2 separate regions of the Homo sapiens genome follow, and region 1 is linked to region 2. Evidence: chromatin loops called from intact Hi-C (ENCODE). Cell type or tissue: B cell. All regions are shown on one strand. Links, peaks and the distances in the headings refer to the core of each region. The heading gives the core; the rest is flanking DNA. Region 1 overlaps IQSEC1 (IQ motif and Sec7 domain ArfGEF 1). Region 2 has its middle 37 kb from the start of IQSEC1.

Evidence for each region. A loop is a pair of places that touch in the nucleus more often than their neighbours do. Peaks named below come from ENCODE experiments on the same cell type or tissue, not always from the same donor. Only the 100,000 strongest peaks of a DNase experiment are listed, where the experiment ranks them.
Region 1: a loop joins it to region 2, with 11 times the contacts of the local background. A loop is called at or near these places in 3 of 110 quality-filtered maps.

What each region holds. Positions count from the first base shown.
Region 1 is chr3:13,040,910-13,052,749 of GRCh38, forward strand. All of the region lies in intron 1 of IQSEC1 (IQ motif and Sec7 domain ArfGEF 1), which reads right to left. Among named protein-coding and RNA genes, the nearest start is that of IQSEC1, 27 kb to the right of the region's middle. RefSeq lists enhancers at 834-1,429, 4,774-4,853, 5,294-5,713, 6,069-6,587. In B cell, for the core only: a CTCF peak has its summit at 6,790 (motif pointing left); DNase peaks (open chromatin) are centred at 5,522, 6,442 and 6,562; H3K4me3 peaks cover 1,122 bases; H3K27ac peaks cover 2,820 bases.
Region 2 is chr3:13,104,589-13,116,428 of GRCh38, forward strand. It overlaps a transcript of IQSEC1 not described here. Among named protein-coding and RNA genes, the nearest start is that of IQSEC1, 37 kb to the left of the region's middle. RefSeq lists an enhancer at 6,045-6,384. In B cell, for the core only: no CTCF peak of the experiment used is centred there; a DNase peak (open chromatin) is centred at 6,253; H3K4me3 peaks cover 1,162 bases; H3K27ac peaks cover 3,962 bases.

The sequences.
Region 1 (11,840 bases), core at 5,249-9,248, 62 kb before region 2:
GAGCAGGGTCTGTCCCTCATTTGTCCCTGCCTGGCCCAGGACTCCGGCGTCTGCATGGACTGAGACTGTAGACATTCAAGAGAGATTGCATCTCGAGACAGGAAAGACAGGGGTCAGATCTCGTGGCCACTCTTCTGCAGTTGCCTGCCCTCTGGTTTTATTCTGCTCACCTGCGCACAGGGGCTTTAATGCTTCTTTTGCAGGAGGGATGAGGATGAACAATTAAGTATATAAAGTGCCCCACCGCGGTAGACACCGAATCACTGACAGCCGGACATGCCCTCCTGAGGCCGCATGAACAAGCCTGGGGGCGGGGGGTGGGGTGAAAGGCTGCACCACAGCGCTCAGGGCCCACTGGGTGTCGGGCTCCTCTCTGATGTGGCTTGCACTAATCAGACGCAGGACAGGCCTCTCTCGCTGGCACCCTCCCAAGAGCAGGGACTTCCTTTCTACAGCTGCCGTGAGACCCTCCGTGCCCGCCCCCTTTGGAGAAAGCCCACTGGAAGGAAGAAGAAAAGCTCCCACACTTTCCCAGAATTGCTCGTATGCTAATGGCCGCAGACTTCACAGAGTGTGAAATCAGGAAAAACTAATTCCCTCAGAATAGACGGGACAATTCCCTCCTCCAGGTCTTTAATAACACGCCGTTCAAGGTGACCATGGCGACGGCTCCATGATGATCTCCTGCTGGCCCGGATGTGGTTCTTTCTTGACCAAGGTGTGCACTGGACAGAACACACACGCTCGGAAGAACCTGCCGGAGGTATGAACATTCGGGCTTGTGGTGCCTGCAGCCCCTGTCACCTCAGGGAGCAGTCCCCAAATCCATGTCATCAAATCCGAATCCCTACAGTTGGGAAACAGGCTTAAAGAGGGAAAGTGACTCGCCCAAGATCGCGCAGCCAGGAAAGGGACTGAACTTCGGGCTCCTGATCTCCTGACCAGGGGACCCCCAACTCTGCCTCCCCAAACTTGTGCTTAGGGAGGAGGCAGGCCAACCCTTGAGTCATCCAGCCCACGAGGTCGGAGCAAGTGTACCGGGAAAGAGCAGGCCGGGGACCCCGGGCCGGTGCAGCTTCCCTGCCTAGGGCTCACCCCGGCAGCAAGGAACAATGAAACACAGTGCCTGGCCACAGAGCAGTCCAGGGTGACTCTTTCTCTGCAGAAACTCTACCAGTTTCAGGCCAGAGGGAGAGGAAAGAATAGTTAAGCCCAGTTGCAAAGTGAACCACGACAAACGCTGCTGCTGGTCTTGGCCAGTGACGGGGACCCTCCGCCAAGAGGAGGAAGCCCTGCAATCGGGCAGGATCAGGGCGAACTTTCTCTCCAGGTCCCATTGCCCTAGTGGCCAAGGCTCTCCCCAGAGGGTCGACTTACCTTTTGTAGGCTCCATGCAGGGGCTGTAGGCACAGGAACTGCCAGTAATCCAGGCAAAAGGCCTTGAACTTGAGCATTTTCACCTTTTGGTCTCCAGCTGGACCACGGTAACGTCTCCGCGGAGACACGGAGAGGGGCTAGTGGGAGGTGGAGAACCGGCTGCTTCGGCCCGCCCTGGTCCCTGCCACGGCGGCCCCCACTCACATGGCCCAGCCCGCCCGGCGCAGCTTGTACAGTACACGCCTCCAATACAAAGAGCAGCCAGCACAAAAGCCTAGCAACTCATTCACGCAGCTCGCCTGGCCCGGCTCATGCTGCTGCTGTCTCTGTTAGCTGGTGCCTCCGAGGGCTTCCCTGGGGGTCCCTGGGACACACCAAGGCAGCTCTGGCTGTATCAAGTTGTGGGGGCCCCCAGTCCATCATCCTGGGGGGTCTGGATGCTAGGGCTCCTGACGGTGGCTCTGCAAGTCTGTTCTTCCAACCAGGCCCTGGGGCTCCGGGTGGTGGGGCCGGCACTGGCTGGACAGTCCTACACCCGCCTGGCTGGCCCAGAGTGGCTGAGGCCAGGAAGACCCAGGGAGAGCAGGTAGGGAGGGGGCCAGATGACAGGCAAACACTGGCCTCTTTTGCCAGATAAATTACGTTTGGCGGAATCCCTGTTCGGCCTGTGCGAGGGAAAACTCACCATGTAGCCACATGGTGCTTGGGGTGGGGGCAGCTGGGCTCTGAAAGGCAGGCGAAGGAAGACTGACAGGGTCGCCCAGCGCCTGCCGTTGCCTGGGCGACGGGGACACATTGATAAAATCTAAAATGGAACCGCTATGACAGCCGCTCATTGGCTGCCGGCAGGGGAATCCTGTCGCTAACCAGGGAGGGGAGCGGCTGAGCTGCAGGGCCACAGACAACCAGGCGCATTGTTGGGCAGAGGGACCCCAGGCAGAATGGGTGGCCCCACAGGCCAGGGGACCTGGCAGTCACAGACAATAGGAAAGGAGTCCCTGGCCCACCCTCACCTCTCCCCTTGTATCTCCTGGGATCTGGCTGGTCCCGGCGTCTGCTCCAACCCTCCCATGGCCCATTTCCCACACACTAGCCACCTGAAAGTCTGAGGCTCTGGGTCCCAGATACAGTAGCCACCCTCACCCCCATGAATCCGGCACACCCTTTGGTTCCATGCAGTCTGCTCTCGGGTGCACTTCCTGCAGCTCCGCTCCTCCTCGTCAGTCAGGTCCCACTCCAGCACCCCTCGTGTCTAAGCTATAGCAGCTCAGCCCCCTTCAGCCACTACCCTGTCTGATTCTTTCCATGGGACATCCCATCCTCTGAAAGGATCCTGCTTTTGCATGTTTACTTGTTAACTGTCTTTCTCCTGACTACAAGCAACGACTCCAGGGCAGGGGCCACATCTCTTTTAAGGGCCGGCCCACTGGAGGAGCCTCGATAATCATTTGTGGAAGGAAGGAAGGATCTTGTATAGTGTGTGAAAGGCTCTCAGAGGCACCACACTCACCCCCTCTGGCCGCTTTGGGGCCCAGGTTTGCACAACCCGACATCGTTTGCAAAGCAGTGGTCACACTCCATTCAGACGAGGAGGTCTTGCTACCTCCCCACTCCCCCTCAGATGAGGAAACAGAGGCACAGAGAAGACCCCATCCCCAGAGGTGTGCACACAGAGTCCAGGAGCTGCTGCTCAGGGGGGTGACATCCAGGCGGTCGGATGGGAGCTGGTGCCACAAAAAAGACAAGGCTCTGTGTGCCTCTAGCAAGGCTGCTCAGCTTCCAAGGGCCAGGCTGGGAACCAGAGGCCTGATCTCACCCCATGCAAAGCCAAAGAACAAAGTCTCCCACCTCAGGTGGCATTTTCTCAGTGTCATTAGCAAAAATGCTGCTTCTAGAGCAATGGTTCTCAACCAGAGGCGTCTGGGTCATCCCCCCACCCCCAGGGACATCTGGTAATATCTGGAGAAATTTTGGTTGTCACAAATGGGGAGAGAGTGCCAGCATCCAGTGGCATTTAGATGTCACTAAACACCTTACCATGCACAGGACAGCCCCCACACCAGAGAATGGTCCTGCCCAAAATGTCAGTAGTGCCAAGGTTGGGAGACCCTGTCTGTAGTCACTTTCCCTTGGAGGTACCCGTCCTGGATGGCTGGAAAGGGAAAGCTTTCCAAATGGCTGGGTCCAAGCCTCTTATAATACAGTCGGGGAGTGCGAGGCCAGAGGTAAAGGGGGACACCCAGTGTCATCGGAATGGACCCAGGCTGGACGCAAGACACCCCAACTTGGGCTGATAACTGGGGGCAGGCAGGGGAGAGGCGATCTGCCGAGTGTGATGAGCCTGTTTGGCAAGGTAGCACAGGCGGGGCCAGCAGCCCTGAAGTGCTGCCCACTCCTCCCCCGCCCCCCCACACTCCTGGAGAAGGACATTAGCTTCCCTCTCACGCCTGTGGCAGAGGAAGCCGGCTGTGCCTTTGAAAGGCAGCAATTACTGGCTGGGACCTTTGTTTCTGAATTCCTAGGCTGTGCACAGGCCTCCAGAACCTCCGAAGGCTGGGATTCTCAGAAGCTTGCCCCCAGCAGCAGAGCTGGTGCCTCCACTGCACAAAAAGGGCACAGAGTTCTGGTAGCAGCGGGGGCCCTGGGCCCTAGTCCTGGACCTGGCACCAATGCTCTTCTGGTCTCAGGTACCCTCATCTGTGAAAGGGGAACATTGATCCTGGCCCTGTCTGTGTCTGAGGCTGCTGTGAGGGTTGGGAGTCAGGACGCATGCCAAGGCAAGATGGCAGGATGGGGCAGGCCCCACTTAGCATCTGCCTCCTGGCCACTCCTCCAGGCATGCTCCACCCCAGGGCCTCTGCACCGCTGTTCCCACCAGACTGTTGGGATGCTCCTCACCCCTCCTGTGCTTCCAGGCCCAGAGGCCTTCCCTGGCCACCCTCCCATCTCTGTCTATTCCCTTCACCTGGATTTATTTTCTCCATAGCTCTTGTCACCACTTGACACGTTATGTTAAAAACCAGTTTCTTTTTCTGCTTGCTGCCTGTGCTCCTGCCTGCCACAGATGCTCTGTGAAGGCAGCAGGACTGCTCAACGAGGGATCCTGAGTGCCCGACACCCGCAGGTGCTCAGGAAATGTGGCTGAATGCAGGCGGGGAAACAGCAGAGCTGAGGGGCTCCTACGGCCTCCGCTCTGATCCCTGCTCTGTCCTCCAGGGAGTGAGGCACTGGGGCATTGGCTCTGAGGTCAAGTGTGGCTCCATCCGATGGAGGGCTGTGCAGTGAGACCCAAGTGGGCAGGAGCACGGAACCTGCTAGGCCCCCACACATCCTAGAACAAAGAGCCCCATCCACACTCCCTGCATACCAGAACTTTCCTGGGCTGGCCTCGAGCAGGGCACCTGACTGACTGGCCGGCGGAGTGGACAATTCAGATGGAGCTGCAGTGGCGCCCGTGGCATGGGTGGGTGGTGCAGAGGCCAGGCTCAGCCCCTACAGGAGCCTCCTCAGCCTCCTTCCCTGGGGCCACCCTGACACAGGAACCCACACGCCTGCTGGCACCCTGAGCCATCCCATCAGGGGTGAGAGTGTGTGTACCAGTGTGAGCCCGCAAGCACATATGTGTCAAAATGGGGGCTGTGTGTTCACCCATGTGCAAAAGTGACAATGCTAGCATTTGACTACAGGAAGAACTGGGTGTGGGAATGTTCTGGAGTCTGTGTGTATACGTGTGTGCGTGTGAGATTATGCAATGGGCATATGAGGAACTACTAGTATGAGGGCAGGGAGTGTGCTACGGTGTTGGGCAGTATTCACACCAGGATACCCAAATGTTCAAATCCCGGCTCTGCCCCCGCAGTCTCGAATCCTGAGCAGGTGACGTCTGTGGAGTGGGCTAACAATAGCCCTGACTCGCTGGGCCATAAGGGCTGTCAGCTTTCACAAAGCAAAGGAAGTACTGTTATGATGATATGTGGGTGTGACTGTGGAGTGTCCGTGCAGAGGATCAGGTGACTGCGTGAGCGTGTCGCTCATGTGTGTACACGTGTGTACCACTTGGCTGTGTCCTCCAGGAGCGCACGCGGCGGGGCTGCCAGTCCCTAGCTGGCTCAGGGAAGCAGGGCCCAGATGGCCACCCCCTCGCTCCCTGCAGCCCAGAGTTTCAGAGTCGGTCGCTCTGACATCTCCTTCCTGTATAGCATCTGCTGCAACCCTGACACGTGGGGCCCAGCCCTTGGTTGCTGTCTCCAGGGACAGGGCCTACGACCTTGTGAGTCTCTTTTTGGGCTTGTTCAAAAACCCCCTCTCCCAGAAGCCAAGCTCTTTAGCAGGACGAAGCTCCCTCCCAAACCTCCCCCAACTCCCCTCCTCCCTCTCCATGGCCCGGCCACATCCACCCTCCACAGGTCCTTACACAGGGTGCTCCCTTCCGGGACCACTTGTCTCCCACCCTCCAAACAGGGAACCAGTCAACCTCTAGTCACCTCTACAACGCAGCACAGATGTCCCCTCCTCCCCAATTCACATCGATGCACCGAACACAGCCCTCTAAGCCACCTCCACTGCCAGGACAGTCTGCCTGTCACTTGTCTTTCTTGCCCACGAGACTGGAACAAGGATCTGCTGGCTTCCAATCAAGGGAGCTTTCCTCTAAGCGCAGTCTCCAGTATTTTTTTGTGTGTGTGAAAACAGAAAATGCTCTTTTTGGAAGACATCAAGATACAAAGCACACGGAAGCAGAGACCCTCAGACACCCCAGCTCCCACCAAGCGCAGCTGCACACCAATAGAAACCAACAGGCTTCTCCCCTGGGCTGCAGCCTTGGTCGTCATGGGAACTGCCGGCTGCAGGCTGGTCCTTGGGAGACCCACCAGCCTTGGATCTCGGAAGAACTATCAGCTGCAGCCTGATCCTCCGAGGGGCCTTCAGCTGAGCTCTGGTCTTTGGGGGCAGAACTTCGACTGCAGTCCTGGTCTTTGGGGGGACCTTGATTTGAGGGGAAACCACTCCAAGCTGTAGAAGCTCTCAGGGGACATATCAGTAGTACCTCTGGCCCTTGGGGGAATTTCAGGGCCAAATGGTGGAGCTAATTTCCCCCAAAGGGCTCTTGGAGGCCTGCCTCTGGGTGCAGATGGGCAGTGAGGACCTAAGGAGATCCTGGGGCAGGCTGGGGTGGACGGCAAGACAGTACCTGTAGCGGTCAGTGGAGAGGCTGCTTCCGGTGTCCAGGGAGCTCCTGAGGTGGCAAAAGCGAGACAGGGTTACTTATGGTCCCACACACACAGCAAACCCCTTGGGGGCCATGTCCACTCAGGCCCCAGCAGGTGGTCCCAGGACAGGTCCTGGGGCAACTGAGCAGCCCTGGGAAGAGCGTCTGCCCCACATGCAAGAAACCATGTGCTTTCTTTCCCCCTGCTGGCTCAACTGAGAAGCTGCCTTGTCTCTACCCCATGGCAATGTCAAGTCCCACTGCCCCCTGTTCAGATGGGGAAACTGAGGCTCAAGGAGAGGAAGCGCAGTGGGCAGGGTTAAAGGTCCTCTCTGGCTGGACCCAGACTTAACCTCGGGTATGTTTGACCTGAGCCACCATGCTCCTTCCCCAAAGAGCCCTGCACCAGGAATCTCAGCAGACCCATGGGTTTGGGCCCACCCAGCCTCCATGCCGGCAGCCCAGGGGCCCTGGAGCCCTGATTTCCTGCCCAGAGACTCGGCGTCCAGCTCTGGATCTGGGCCCAGGAGCCTGGGTCCTGCCTCCTGCCTTTGACCAAGTTCGGTCTGTGCTATGGGGTGTGGGCCTGGAGCCAGCCCAACTAGGATCACATCCCACCTCCACCCATGACTAGCCATAGACTTGGTGCCTGTCCCCTCACCTCTCTGTGCCTCAGTTTCCTCATGTGTAAAATGGGAGTAGGAAAAGCAGATCTCTCACAGGGGCAACGAATGCATCTGAAAGGACTGTCTCTTGTCTGCTCTGCCTGGCAGCACACCTCACATTCTGTGTCTTCAGGGCGTGGAGTGATGCTTTCCTGGAGGCTGGGGGGCCCCATCCCCACAACACTGCCTGTACCTGCCCACCTGGGGAGCATCAGCTATGACACAGAACTCATCCCTAGAGACCATGCCCTTGGAATACCCTCTTCTCCAATGCCACCTGCCTTCCGGCATGGGGCACCCACACCCCCCATCGCTGCCTCACACACTTCTCCCCACCTGAGGCCTTAGAAGTCCAGGGCACAGGCCAAGCCTGGGCCTATGTTTGGCCACAGTGGGGTTTGACATTCTGGGCCCAAGCTGGGTGCCTGCCATGGGTCGTCCCAGCTTTAGCCTCCGTTTCCCTACTTGCTCTCATACAAGAGCCCTGCTGGACACACCCCTGGAAGGAGGCTGACCTTCCTTCCCGTGTCCCATGCTGGCCTGTGATTCCGCTACTTCCTGTCTAGCTGCCATTGTGGCCGCTGGTAGATCCTATGTTCAGCAGATTCGAATCCCCAATGCCAGGCCCTGCTCCACACGCCATCCCTTAGGGACTCCCATCCACAGCACAATGCCTCCTTCTTCTCCAGCCCCAGCAGAAGAGGCCCCAGGTGGCACCCCTCTCCCCTTGAGCCAGAACCCACCCAGGGCCACACTCTGTTGGCTCAGCAGCTCTACCTGTGTGGCAGCCATGCCTTGCCAAAGCTCATGAAGAAAAGAAGACATGAGGGGTGGTGCCAAGACGCTGTGAGCTCACTTCCTGGACTGGTCACAGTCCTGTGCCCAATCTGGGATGGGCAACAGGTTTTATAGGAGGGAGAGCTAGCGGGGTGGCAAGCAGGCCTTCCCTGCCTTCCAGTGCCAGAACCCACACTGGGCATGGTGAGGAATTTTGGCCTTCAGGGAGTCCTGGATCTGGACAAGAGGACCCAGCCCTCCATCCCCCAGCCTGGCCGCTCAGCTGCACACGAGCCACATGAGATGATACCGATACGATGCGACGAAAATACTGCAAAATGGTGCCAGGTTCCTGGGCCCCACAGGCAGAGCCCACTGTTCCCAGGCCCAGGGCTGCCCTGCCACAGCCATAGAGATTCAACTCCCCAGCTCTGATCTCACTCTGGCCACATCATGACAAACTAGCAATATCTTCACCTACTGCAGGGAGCCCACCTCAGGCTGTGTTCTTCCCACACACTTCATCCGACCCTTGCATTAACCTTATGAGGTACATGGAATCATGCTCCCACTTCACAGAGGCTGAAGGTATGGCTCACGGAGACCCCACACACGGAACACCATTCCATTCCCTGCCTCCTTATCCAGACGCAAACTCCTAATCGCCCTTCAAAACCCTGCTCAAATGTCAACCCCTTTCTCTGTCTACCTTGCACCCTCCCTCAGCGGACTCCTTTCTTCCTTCTTCCTTTCCTGTTTCCCTCCTTTCCTTTCTTTCTTCTCCTCTCTCTCACTTTCCTAATAATAGCAAATATTTTTTGAGCAGTTTCTGAGTGGCAGGAGTGTTAACACTTCACAGGTATTAACTCATTGAGCTATGCAACAGAGGTACGGTCACACCCTACATGCTGTGGTACATGGGTCCAAGGAATTGAGCTGTGTGCAATACTCTCTCTCCAACCAGACAGTACGGTCGCTGAAGTCTGCATGTGAAGACGGGAAACTGTCAGGTGGATGCAATGTGCCCTTGCAGGCCTGCTGTGGCCCAGTGCTGAACCCCACAGCAGGCAGTGGCCCCTGCCTGCCCTCTCCACTTCTCCCCACCTGTGTACCTGCACCCCCACCCCCCGCCCCAGAAATCCTCAGTGGCCTGGAACACTCAGCAGTTCCTCCCACCAGCTGCCTCGGTGCCCCACCCCTCCAAGACAGTATAGCTAGGACTGGCTCTGAATGGAGACCCTCCCTCTGTCAACTGCCTTGTTGGGTCCAAGTTGTCTGCAGCCTTGTCCAGCCAAGACTGAGGCCTTGTTCTCCCTGCCGTCCTTTTTCATCACTCAGCACAGCAGTGCACAGGCCAGGAACAGGCCCCAGCAAAAAAGGCCCAGAGTGAGGGTGCACAGGGTCCCCAGAGAGAACCCTCAGCCCAGCAGTCCTGAATTTGGAACCAACCCCAACTTGTGTGTGCCCCGGGGATAGCAATAACAGCGCCCACCTCCCAGAGCTGTTGAGAAATGAGATAGTGCCCATAAAGTAAAAGGGCTTTGCAAACCAGAAAACGCCATTGCATGCATATTTGAGATACATCATTATTATCATTACATAGACTAGTGTATGTTGAGACGTAAGAGCTTAAAGGTTAACACATGAGTTCTAGAGCCAAGAGGGCCAGGGTTCAAATCCCAGCTATGCCACCTACTAGCTGAGTGCCCTTGGGCAAGTTAACTAACCTCTCTGTGCCCCATTTTAGCTTTTTCATCTGTAATGTTTTGGGAAGATTAAACAGGTTAATACATTTAAAAGGCTTAAAACAGTGCCAAGAACAGAGTCGGCATTCCATAAAAGCTAGCTCTGACTAGGACAGGACTCAAAAGATTTGCATGATATTCAATATACCTTATATTGTATTATATTACATATATTAATGTGTGATACCAACAAAATACAAATAAAATATATTATGTTAACATGCACACATATTTTTTAACACATTAACTCTATATTAATAGATATTTGTTATATATATGAATATATGAGTCTCATTTTATGTATGAGGGCACTGGGGCTCAGAGAGGTGCAGCAACGAGCTCAGTGGCACCCAGTTTCCCTGAAGGTTTGCCAGCCCCAAGTCCAGAGTTCTGTCCACCTGCTAGAGCTGCATCGCTTCCCCTGCTTCACCCCCAGGATCTTTGGAGGACCCTGGTCCAGGCTCATGGACACAGAGCTGCCAGTCAGCTAGGCAGGGCTCCAGCCCCTCCTCCATCCTTCACCTCTGGCTCAGAGACAAGCAGCCCATTCCAGCCATGCTGAGTGAGGCCCCTCCTCCTCTGTCCCCAGTCCCACTTCACAGCCTCCTGGGGAGGCTGCTTCCTTTTCCTTTTCAGAACCAACTGGTTGCCCCAGGCCTACACCCTGGCACTGCTTCTAAACAGCACCCGACCATTGAAGCAAAGTTCAAGAGCAGGAAAAAGTGCTGCTCTGTGCTGCACAAAGTCAGGAGAGCAGCCCCAGGGAATGGGCTGTGACTGTGACTGGCAGGGGCAGGGGCAGGGATCTTGGGGTGGGGTCTGTTCTGAGGTCAGGTGCTGGTTACATGAGTGTGTTCAGTTTGTGGCAATTCTACAAGCCATACGCTGATGAATTGTGCACTTTTCTGTACATATATAATAATTCAGTATCAATTTACACGAAGACAAAAACCAAACCGTCTGCCTCACGTTCAGTCTCCAGCACCAGCCTGGAGCAACAGAAGCTCAGGCCTCAGGCTCAGCTGGAACTGGTGGTCATCCCCTTTCTTGCACAGCACTTGCGTGGTCTTGGAAACCTCCCTCCCTGCCTCAGTTTCCCTCTGCTAAATGAGGAAGTGGTCAGTGTTTCTATCCTGGTTGTAGGGTAAACACCCTGGGGTGCTTTTAAGAAATATGGACGCTTGGGCCCTAATGCAGACCAAGTTCCTGCGCCTAGGGCTTAAAAAAAAAAACTGTTTATTTTGAAATAACCATAGATGTACAGAAAGTTCCAAACAAAAGGTACAAGATCCTGTGTGCCCCTCCCCTAGCCTTTTCCAGAGATAATATCTTGCACACCTGCAGTACACCATCAATGCTAGGAAAGCCACAGCCCACTGGGCCTATGGGGACTTCACCAGTTACACATGCCTGTGTGTCCACATGGTTCCCTCTCACCTAGCTGTGTGTGGCCAGCATGATGATACAGCACAGGACCGTCTCCTCACCAGGCTCTCCGGGCACCCTCTGTAGCCCCCTCACCTCTTCCCACCAGCCCTTATCCCTGGCAACTGCCTATCTCTTCTCCATCCCCATCATATTTTCATCTCTCAAGTGCCACACAAATGGAATCATCCAGTGTGCCACTTTTTAAGACCGGCTTTCTGCACTCAGCCCCATGCCCTCTGCATTCAGCCACTCTTCGGCGTGGAGGGTCCGCTCTGCCTCTCTGCTGAGCAGTGCTCCCCGGCGTGGCTGGGACAGTGTATTTAACCATTCATCCGCTGAGGGCATCTGGGCAGTTTCCAGTTTGGGGGCTGTTATGACTAGGACTGCCGCAAGTGTTCTTGGACCGGTGTTTGTGTAGACGCCAGTCTTCATTCTCTGGAAGAAATGCCCAAGAGCCCAGATGGTAGGTCGTATGGTGTGTGTATGATGAGTTTTAAAAGAAACTGCCAAACTGTTTTTCAGCATGGCTGTGCCATCTCACACTCCCACCAGCAACGGGTGAGTGATCCAGTTTCCCCACAGCCCTCCTGGCATTTCACGTTGTCCCTTTCTATGTTAGCCATTCAGACAGACGTACGT
Region 2 (11,840 bases), core at 3,821-7,820:
GCTGGGGCCACATCTTAGCAGTTTCATCTCCAAGTCTCCCTCCCCCACCTCTCCCCCTCCGGTGGCCCTGGCTCCGGACTCAGCTGCTCTCACGGGACCCCAGGTGCAGGGCCCATCATGGCCCCTTCCTCTTCACCCCTCACTCCGGCCACTAGCGGACGCTAACCCAACAACCAACTAGGTCCTGCCTGGCCCCTGACCCATGTGAGGGGCTGTAGGAGCCAGGTCTGCAGGGGTTGGTCGGGGGGTGAAACAAGCAGCGTGTGCTGCGGCAGGACCAGGATGAAGATCATGGCTCTCTTCTAACCAGGAAGGAACCAGCCCAGGGCTGCTAGATTTTCTCAGCTGTGGAGAGAAGACGAAGCCCAGTGTTTAACCTGAAATCTTCCGGTTTGCCAATGCTAGTAGTTGATTACATGATCACATTTAAAAAGTCATTTTACTTTTAAAACACATGCTGCAGGCCAGGGGCAGTCTGTCGGCTGCTAGTTTGTGACTTCTGCCCTGTGCAGTGTGAACTCTCTGGCTCGGCATTCAAGGTCTTTCATGGTCTGGCCCCTTTGAGCCCACAAGGAACCTCTACACGGGACAACACTTCTGTGTCTCCAACACCCTCTACTCAGAACAGCACTGTTCCTCTAGGAAGTGGGCCCTGATCCCCTCCCCTCCAGGGGACTCTACCACTCTCTACTTCACACCCATCTGGTCTCCTGACCAGGCCTCCACAGCCAGGGGCAGAGCGAGGCCTGGAGTCCAGGGTCCTGGCCACACATCCCAGGGTTCTCCCGCTGTCCTCTGGGATGGCCAGCAGACAGATGCCGCTCAGGGACAGCCACCCGCTCCCACCAGTCCCACCCCTGCCGGCAGGGACAGAACCTCTGGCTTTGAGAAAACCAAGAAAAATCAGGGGCATGGTGAATCCTGAAAAACACGTGGAAGCTGGCAGTTGCATTTTAAAATATTACCCAGTTAACAAAATCAACAGCCTCCATGCACACACACACACTCTCCTTCCCTCCACTGCCCCTCCATCCCCTCCTCTCTGTATCACGGGCATCTAAGAGTCCCCCTAGAGCCATTCTCCCTCCTCTAGCCTCAGCAGGGCCCATGACTGACCAGTGAAAGACTGCATTTCCCAGCCTCCCTCCTCGTGAAGAGTAGCCATGAGACTGAATTCTGGCCATGGGGATGTGTGCAGCATCTGAGTCACACCCTCTGTCCCCTCTCCATGTGGGGAGGTGGCAAATCAGCCTCCACCCCTAAGGGATGGCTGGCCTGCAGCATGTGGCTTAAAATTAAAATGATTTTTAAATGTGATCATGTTATCACCTACTAGCACTGGCAAATAGAAGATTTCAGGCGAAACGCTGGGCTTTGTCTTCTCTCCATAGCTGAGAAAATCCGGCAGCCCTGGGCTGGTTCCTTCCTGGTTAGAGGAGCGCTATGATGGAGGTGGAGCCACCAATAGAGGGAGCCTGGGTTCCTGGGTGACTCTGTGGAGCAGAGCCCCCCAGCTTCCCAGGCTGCCTGCTTCCTCTGCATTCTGAACAGAGAGAGGAATCCATATCCAGCTACTGCCCAGAAGCCTTCCATAATCTCAGCCTGGGAAAGCTCAACCCATGAAACTAGACTTCTCCAGGAAGCCTCCCCGTTTCCCCTCCCCTCCCCAGCACCTTCCTGGGCTCCCACTGCCCACACTCCATTGTGACTCTCTACCTCCCCCAGGCCTCAGCCACTGCCTGCTTGGCAGCTCCTTGGGACCCAGGACCCTGGAGTCCCCTTCTTATTTGGGGACTCAGCTTGAGACCTGGGGTAATCAGAGTCTCTGTTCCGAGCACTTGCTATATGTCAGGTGTGGTTCTAAGCTCTTTATCTCATGTAATCCTGAGGCCAAGCCCATGAAATTGTACAGATGAGGGAACCTGAGGCCAAGTGACATGCCCCGAATCACATAGGAGTAGGAGACAGAGAAGACTTAAACTTAGGCCATCTGGTGTCAGAGCTCCCTGCCCTTAACCCTTAGGCAGCACTGCCTCTCCACAGAACAAGGCTGATCCACATTGAGTGGATGAATAATAAATAGTGCATGAATCAATGAATGGGCACTGCCCTCCTCCTGCGGCTCCATGGGTTAGTGCAGGGCTGAACCCTGAGTACACACTCAAAACATGCTTATAAAGTGAGCAACTGAGCAAACATCCTGGGTGGACGATTGTTTTTGGAAGATATCATCTCTTTGGAGTTTATGACCTTAAAATCGTTAACATACATTTTTCTATCCAAAATACATCATTTTAAGACTGTTTGAGAAGAGACACCACATGCCAGCTCCACGGCCCATTAAAGTTAACCAACTGTGCAGATTTTGTGGGAATGATGAAAATAGTAAAAGACTTGGGTGGTTTTCTAGAATGGCTTAAATCATCATGAAATGCCAAGGAAAAGTAACAGTGAACTTGTGAGACACCACAAAGCTGGCAGAACCCTGGCCGTATCTCATGGCCCGTGTCCTTTTTGATGTGGAGAAGGCACAGAGTGGCTCTGGTGACCACCAGGGACAGAAACCTGGGGGCCTCCATCCACTCCCGAGAGATGTCTATAGACTGTAGGATCTGCACAAGAGGTATTCCTGAAACCAGAAGACCCATGCACAGATGGTCAGGGCAGAGGCTAGAGAAAAACAAAGCCCTTTCCTACTTACAAGCTTTGAGGTCTAGATCCTCTATAAATTATTCAGGCAAGTTAAGGCAGCGGCCATTGCCAACAGGACCATGCCCCCTGCGGTTGCTATAGTTAATTAAGTGCCTACTATACAGCACGCAGTGTTAGATGCTTCCGAGATGTTTAATCTTTCCAGTACCAGTTCTGGCAAGTGTCATCTCCATATTACACATGGAGAAACAGGCTCAGAGCGGTTAAGTCACTTGCCCAAGGCCACAGAGCTGGTAAGTGGCAGATTTCAGATTTCAACCAAGGCTGGTTTCATCATACACATTCCAAGAAGAGGCTTTGCTCAGCACCAAGTTGGAACCCAAAATACAACAACAGGTATAATTTCTACTGGCATCATGGTGGTCTATAACCTCTTCCCAGTGGGCCCCATTTCCCTAGGCCCGAGACCCTGGTGGGGACCACTCAATTGACCAGCAGAATCCCGCCCCTGGGCCGCTGGGTCTCATGATCCAGTTAAGCCCCAGTGGGCACAGACACGGTGATGCGGTCCTTGCTTCAAAATCAGGCCAGCCATACATGTCCGGAACGCCCAGCGGCCTGCTCCCTCCCCAGGGCACTTGCTGAGCTCATGCCTGCTGCACACCAGCCTGGCCAGCCATGGCCTGAGTGAGCTCCGGACTCCAGCCCAGAGGGCGCCGGGGAGCAGCCCCGCATGCTGCCACTCGTATCTTATGGCTATTTACACCTAGCAAACAAAAAAATTATAAAAAAGCATAAAGGAAAAAAAAGAATCACTCATAACCCCACCGCCTGGAACCCACCAGTCTACCTTTCTGCGAATTTCCCCAGGGGATTGTTTTTCCGTAATTGATGTCCACGCTATAGAGTTTTTAGCTTTGCCTTCCACTTTGTTCACTGACCATTATTTCACAAACATTCTTTCCCCTCATTTTTTAAAACCCTAATTTCTAACAACGCCCTTATACCCACACATGTGGCTGTAATATAAATCATGACATGGAATCCCTAAGTTTTGTTATTGCTAACATTTTGTGATCATAAAGCAGTGTGGTGAGGCATTTTCTTATTTTTATCTAGTGGATTTCCTTCAGGAACATTTCAAGAAGCAGAATTATGGGTGGAAACATGTGGCCATTTTTGGGGCTCTCAGTGCAAGCGCCTGCACTGCCTTCCAGACACCACGTCCCATTTGTATCTCCACCAGCGGCAATGGGCATGCACATTCTATTTTTTTTTTTAGCCACATAGCACTCATGTTTCCTCTTGCCAAGATTCTCCTTTTGACGAAACACCCCCCTACATTGTGAGCTAGACTTGGTGGGCAAGTCAGCCAAGGCCCTGGGTGGACAAACTCATCCCTCTGAGTTTGGAATCCTGAGCTGAGTGGCTCCAGGGTAGAAAACCCAGCAGCAACCTCATTGCTCCTGTGTGTTTGCCATTTGGGTCTGCTTAGCATGGACAAAACTTAAAAACACATCAGTGAATCAAAAAGGGTAAGTCGCAACCAGATAAGCATCATCTGAGAGAATGTGTGTAAATCTCACAAATAAAACAGAAGCCTGTGGATCACACAGCCCCTCTGCTGGAGATGGGGTAGGGGGACCTGCAGGTCATGGCCCCCGAGTGAAACGTCTTGAAGGCAAATGCGGTAAACAGTGGACAGGACATCAGTCAGAGACAGTGTGGCCTCTACAAGTTCAGGCATCACATGGTCAATGCGTCCTGGGGCCTGGCCATGGATGCATGCGTCCAAACAGCTCCCAGAGGCAGCTCCAGTGGCCTCCAACCACCAACATGGAAGGGGATGGCCAGAGCGTGGGCAGAATGACTCTCACTGGGGAATCGCGGGGTGGTGTACAGGCATTACCGAGGGACTGGCATGCGCAATGCTGCATGGTGAAGGTGGAGGCTGTGACATAAGGACGGTCCACCTGGGGGAGGGTGGGGAAGCTATGAGCAGCCGAGGCCCCCCTCCTCCCTCCCATTCTCCCACCACTCTTTTTTCTTCTTCTTTTTCTTTCTTAAAAGAAGAGAGATGAAGGAAATAAGGTGAAATACAAATACCAGCCAATCTGGGTGGTGAGTGTGTGGATAGACAGAGCCCTCGATCAGGTAACCTGAGCTCATATCCAAGCTCTGCCACTCCCCGGGTCCAAAACTGCTTAAAGAAACTGCACCTGCCCCCAGAGGCTGTGATATTTGTCCCCACCCAAATCTCATGTTGAAATGTCATCCCCAATGCTGGAGGTGGGGCCTGCTGGGTGGTGTTTGGGTCATACGGGTGGATCCCTCATGCTTGATGCTGTCTTCCTGATAGTGAGTTCTGGCAAGATCCGGTCATTTAGAGGTGTGTGACCCTCCTCTCTCTCTCCTGCTCCCCTCTCCTCCCCTGCCCTTTCTCTTCCTTCACCTTCCACCATGAGTGGAAGCTCCCTGAGGCCTCCCTAGAAGCTGAGCAGATGCCACCATGCTTCCCGTATAGCCTGCAGAACCATGAGCTGATTAAACCTTTTTTTTTTTTTAAATAAATTACCCAGTCTCAGGAATTTCTTTATAGCGGTGCAAGAATGGCCTAATACAGGCTGTTACAAGGGATAAATTCTTTTTTTTTTTTTTTTTTGAGACGGAGTCTAGCTGTCGCTCAGGCTTGAGTGCAGTGGCGTGATCTCGGCTCACTGTAACCTCCACCTCCCAGGTTCAAGCGATTCTCCTGCCTCAGCCTCCCCAGTAGCTGAGATTACAGATGGGCACCACCACACCCGGCTAGTTTTTGTATTTTTAGTAGAGAGAAGGTTTCCCATGTTGGCCAGGCTGGTCTCGAACTCCTGACCTCAGGCAATCTGCCTGCCTTGGCCCCCCAAAGTGCTGGGATTACAGGCGTGAGCCACGGTACCCGGCTGGATTAAATTCGTTTTTGTTTATGAAGTGCTTAGAATGGTGCCGGGCATATAGGAGGTGTTATAGCAGTATTAGGCTATCATTTTTATTTTCCGTAGGCCTGAAACATTTTGTAGTTAAAGAAACCCGGCCGGGCGCGGTGGCTCACACCTGAAATCCCAGCACTTTGGGAGGCCAAGGCGGGAGGATCACGAGGTCAGGAGATCGAGACCACCTTAGCCAACATGGTGAAATCCCGTCTCTACTAAAAATACAAAGATTAGCTAGGCGTGGTGGTGCATGCCTGTAATCCCAACTACTTGGGAGGCTGAGGCAGGAGAATCGTTTGAACCCGGGAGGCCGAGGTTGCAGCGAGCCGAGATCGCGCCATTGCACTCCAGCCTGGCAACAGAGCGAGACTTCGTTTCAACCAAACTGTCCTGACTCTGTCTTCCACAGGCCTGATTCTGCACACCCACCACACCCCTTACCACCTGAGCCTGACATCTCACTCTGGCCTTCTTGAACACAAAAGCCCTGCCTGCTACCTTGGGGACACAGGGGCTTTCCAGGCTGCTGAGCATCTGCAAGAGCCAGCTTCCCCAGCCTCAGCCGCCTGAGATTTATGCTCTGCACTTCCTGTCACGGGTGTGGAGATTTACACTGGGTGAGTCGGGACACCAATTAAAGGGCCGAAGTAAATGAACCCTGTCTTAAAGAGCTTACCCAGGAAACAGACAGCCAGCTCAGCAGTAAACAATGACGATGCCTGGGGGGAATTACCGCACCAGCTGTCACCCCCATAAGAAAAAACAGGGTGGTTGGAGGAGCATGAAGATGAGAGTTCAGAAAGTGGGTGAGAAACTAAGAGGAACGGCCAGGGCCCCTGCCACCCAGCAAAGTGCGCCAGAGAGTGCTCATGCCCACTGCCCCAGCACAGCTCCTGCCCTGCAGAGGCTGGAGAGCAAAACACTGCATTTCCCAGGTACCATACAGCTGAGTCTGGGAGGAGAGTTCTGTCCTGACTTACGTTTTCTGATCCTCAGCCCACCTCCCCAGTGTGCCCAGGGCTCACCACACCCCACTAGCTTGGCTCCTTCCTGCTTCTCATTAGAGAGAGCTGTAATGCCTAAGTGAGGTGAGGCTACTGCTCTGCTACCTTGGCAGCCTCGTGGGTGGTGAGGGGCTGCTGGTGGCTTTCTCATCCTTAGACTGACAGCCTCCTGACCCCACCTTCCTGATGGGGCCGAGGCTGCAGCTCGCTGGCCAGGCCAGTTCTGCAGGGCTATTCTGGGATTGTTCCTGGAGGCCCTCCAAGAGTCTGTACCTGCAAACTTCCCACTGCGGGTAAGCACCTGACCCCTGGGCTAAACTCCTTCTAATTGAGAGCTGAGTGTTAGGGACTGAATGTTTGTGTTCCTTTAGAATTCATATGCTGAAGCCCTAACCCCCAATGTGACAGTATTTGGGGGTGGGGCCTTTGGGAGGTGATTACGCTGAGATGAGGTCATGGGAGTAGAGTCCCCATGATGATATCAGTGTCCTCATAAGAAGAAAAAGAGGCATCAAACTTCCCTCTCTCTGCCATGTGAGGACACAGCGAGAAGGCAGCCGTCTGTGAACCAGGAAAAAGGCACTCGCCAGGAACCCAATCCACCAGCAACCTGACCTTGATCTTGGACTTTCAGCCTCCAGAACTGAGAAATATATTCCCGTAGTTTAAGCCCCCACAAGTCTCCAGTAGATTATTATAGGACTCCCAGCAGACTAATACACTGGGTGATTTTGTTTTCTACAGCATCCCCTGCCATTGCCCTGGACAGCCCTCCCATCTCCTCTCCTTGCCCCAGCCCCTGCACCCTCATTGCTGTTCCCTGCACTTGCCCGCTTTGCACACGCTGTTCCCCTGGTGGGCTGCCCTGCCTTCCATCTCCCAGCTGGACTCCTACTCAGCCTCCAAGGCACCTGAACTGTCACCTCCCCTGGAGCCATTCCTGACATCTGTAACCCTAATGCAAACACACAGAGGGAGTTAGCGGCTTCCTCCTGGCCCCTGCTCTAAGTTCAACATTCACCACGGCAGGTGCCTGGAAGGACTCCCATGCTGGAGCTCTGCAGTGGACAGGGCAGCAAGCGCGGAGGTCACTAGCCAGCCCAGCCAAACCAGCTGGGTGACCTTGGGCAATTCCCCGACCTCTCCCTCTGAAAAGGGAGGCAAGACTGGTAACACCTGCCAACAGTCCGGAAGAGTCCCCGGCACATGTGCAGTGCTGCATGGGAGGTGGCGCTCACTCTCAGTGAGAGGGACTGACAACCAATCAACAAAGAGACGTCCGGAAAAAGCTCTGCCCAGCCCTGAGAGCCAGGAAGAGGACAGTCTGTCTAGGGTGGTCAGGGAGGGCTTCCCAGGGAGGGCACTGCGTGCTGGCCCCCAGGCACCTCTGAGCACCTGCCATGGTGGATGCGGCAGGAGCCTCGCACAGACAGTGGGCCAGGTGGTCCCGCAGCAGAGTGTGGGCTGCAGGGCCAGGGAGCTGCCTGCTGGCCTGCAGCTTTGGGTACGGGGGCGAGCAGGCCCACCTGCCCCTATGCCCCTCCCCTGACCTGGCCACACAGGCCTGACCACAGGGCCCAGGTGACACACGGAGGAGGAAGCCTGAATGACTCTGGAGGCTCCCACGAGTGGAAGCCACCACTGAGGTTCACGTCGTCACTGAGGCCAGGCCAGGGAGAGCCTGGTGAGACATGAGACAATGCTGTCACATGAATCAGTTCTGAATGTGCCAAATTTCATTCTGCTGTGATTAAAAAGCGGCTGGCGCATCATAAACTCACTGTGAGCATCAGTCACCGGGTCGCAAGCAGACACGCCTAGAGCTGCTCTGGGAGCTGCTGCTCTTTCCAGGCTCCTGCTGCATGCCTGGTGTGGCAGGTGTGGGCTGCCACTAGCTGCCTTACAGTGAGGAGACAGAAGCCCAGAGAGGGCAAGTAATCAGCTGAGGTCACACAGCTTGGGGGAAGCAGAGAGAGGGATGTGAATCTTGGTCGGCTGCCCCTTTGCCTTGGTCTGGGGGAGGCAAAAAAAAGTGCTAGTCAGGAAGGGCTGATTGATGCTGAAGCTGGGGACCAGGGTGGGTTCAATATGGAAGAGGCAGCAGGTAAACACATAGGCCCTGAGGCCAATCTGCTCACCCCTTACTGCTGTGTGATATTGGCCAGCCCCTTGACCTCTCTGGGCCTCAGCCTGTGCATCTGTGAAGTGGGGATGACGCTTGCCCACCCAGGGTGCTGTGTGAAGATGAGGGAAGTTGCAGCAGTGCAGCACCTAGAGGAGAGCTTGGCACACAGCAAGAAGCCTGCACCTGCCGCCCCTCAGGACTGTTTCCTGGGGTGGGCACTGCCCTGGGCATAGGGAGGTGGGGCGCGGAGAGAAGACGAGGCCTCCACCCTCTGGGAGGGGAGGAGAAGTGCATGCGGCGGTGGGAATGTGAGGCAGTGGTGATGGTGTGAGGGGCCAAGAGCCTCCTACACTGTCGAGAACGGTCACCAGGGCAGCCCCCAGCGTGGGCCGCATGGCAGGGGCTACTCAAACGACAGGAGTGTGCCCGCACTCTGGCCAGGCCATCCCGTCTTGGTGGCTACAACACGGAACTGTTCACACGTGTGCCTAGCTGTTGGTGAAAGCGAAACAGTGGAAGCACCCCGATGGCCATCCATGGCGGACTGGCTAAAATGTGCTACAGTGCCTTTGCTAAGTTGCAGGTCACCAAATGACTCATGTCAAAACGTGCTGGGAGCACAGAGCCAACTGCAGAAGTCTCCACATACGATGAGACTCTGTTCACGAGAAAAGAAAGCTTACATGGGATACAGTAGGCTTAGCGTGTGCACACACTGTTGATGCAAATGCACAGAAGATTCTGGAAGGAAATGCTCCAGACATGACAGCAGACACCTGTGCTGAGGGGCCAGGCTGGGCCAGAAGTGACTTCAGCCTCATTTTGGCTTGAATGAGTCTGAAGGAGAACCCACGCATGTGCTGCTGATTACACCTGCAGGATGCGGGTGGGGATACAGAATTGGTGGTGTTTTTCTCGGGTGTGGCTCTCTAGGACAGTGTCCCTGTTCTCAGGGGATATATGCCCAAGAATTACAGGTGGGGTGTCACGGCACTCATGGCCTGCAGGTGGGCAAAAGGGGGACACAGGTGAATGTTCCCACAGGGAGAGAAGGACTGGCCACAGAAGATGTTAACAGGTGGGGGACCCAGGAAAAGTCTGTATAGGTATTTATTGTGTTGTTATTTCAAATTTTCCCTGGGTCTGACATTTTTTAAAATAAAAAAATATATGCCAGGTGCAGTGGCTCATGCCTGTAATCCCAACAATTTGGGAGGCAGAGGCAGGTGGATCACCTGAGGCCAGGAGTTCAATATCGGCCTGGGCAACATGGTGAAACCCTGTCTCTACTAAAAATACAAAAAATTAGCCTGGCATGGTGGTGGGTGCCCGTAATCCCAGCTACTCAGGAGGCTGAGGCAGGAGAATCACTTGAACACAGAAAGTGGAGGTCGCAGTGGACCAAGATCACGTCACTGCACTCCAGCCTGGGTGACAGAGTGAGACATCGTCTCAAAAAAAAAAAAAAAAAAGAATTACAAATATGTGACCTTGGAAGGACGATGGGTGACGGGTGCCAAAGAGAAGAGCCAAGCACTGTGAAGATTTGGAGAGGAGGTGGCATTTCAGCCAGTGCGGGAGCCGGTAGGGCCCATGCACGGTTCAGGAGAGGCTGAGCAGCCTGCGTGGGTGAGTGAGGCAGGACAAGCAGGAAGCCCCAGGCTGGGCAGTGTGGGGAGGCCCTGGAGGTGCCGGGCAGGGGGGCTGTGGGGGCTGGAAGCTCAGGTGCGGCCTTGAATGTAGAGCCATGGAATGTGGATTTCCTTCTAGCGGCCACAGGGAGCCACAGATGGGTTGTGAGCTGAGGAGCGCCATGGCTGAGTGAGCAATGTAACGCCCAGGGAGTCTGGCTCTTCCCTACCTGGTCCTGGCCTGATTTAATGCATCCCTTTCCCCCATCTGGAGCTCATTTCCCCCGCTTCCCTCCCCCGTTCCTCTAGCCAAGTCCTCTCCCCTCTCACTCTGGGGCGTCCTGCCTGGCCAGGTGCTCTGAGGAGCTCAGTTTCAGGATGAGGGCCTGGCCAGAAGTGGTACTGAGTTGCTGTGTCCCTCTGGGGTCTGGGCCCCCATGATGTCTCTTGACAGGTGTTCCTGTCCCCATTCCCTCAGCCTGGCCCTCTTAGCAAAGTCCTGGTGCTGCTGGTCTGCATGAGCCCCCTGATTTAGCCTTGCACTTTACCATGGTGGCCATGGATGAGTCTTCCCACCTCTTGCCCTATTTCCTCACTAGTAGAGCAGGAACAAGAATACGTTGTCTCACTGCAGAGTCACTCGAGAGGGGCACACACTGGCACCTGGGCTCAGGCTGTCAGAACGTTCTGGCCCCTGTCACTTGTCTCTGGCCCTGGCAGGCCCAAGGCTGGGCGCCTGAAGTGGGCACTCACCAGACCCTCTCCGGGCGCTGAATGCACGCTAGCCCATTTCACAGGCGAGCTAGGCACTGTTACTGAGGGCAGATGCCTACTCCATATCTACCCTTGAACAGAAAAACACTCTCTCCTTTGGCCCTGAGCCCCCAGTGGACCCCTCCCACTGCATGGCTACCTGCCTGGACCTGCTCCCCACCTTCCCATTCTCCAGCAACCAAAAGGTTAGCATCGGAAGCATCAGGGAGCCCCCAGAATGCTATGAAAGTTTAACCAATTCCCTGCAATTACGCCCCCTCAGTTTTTCCTTCAGCCAAATCAGCAGGAAAGAAGGGTCCCTTAGGATCCCTCAGGCAATGAAGAAGGGTCCCATAGGACTTTAACCTTGTTGCTACTTTATCCCTGGAGGGTGAGCCAGGCAGAGGCGCGTGGAAGTCCTCCCAGCTCCCTGAGGGCAGTCACTCCAGTGCTGACTAGGTGCCTGTGTGCCAGGCCAGGTGCTGGCTGCGGGAAACTCAGGGCCCAGGGGCAGCCGATGGGGCCGTGCAGGTAGGAGCTATATGTGGGGGCCAGATGGTGTTTCTGGCTTTGCGATCCTGATGTTCTCTGTCACAACTACTCTGACTCTGCCCATTCTCTCTAGAAAGCAGCCACAGACAATATATAAATGAATGGGTGTGGCTGTGTTTTAATAAAACCCAACTTACCAAAACAGACAGACTAG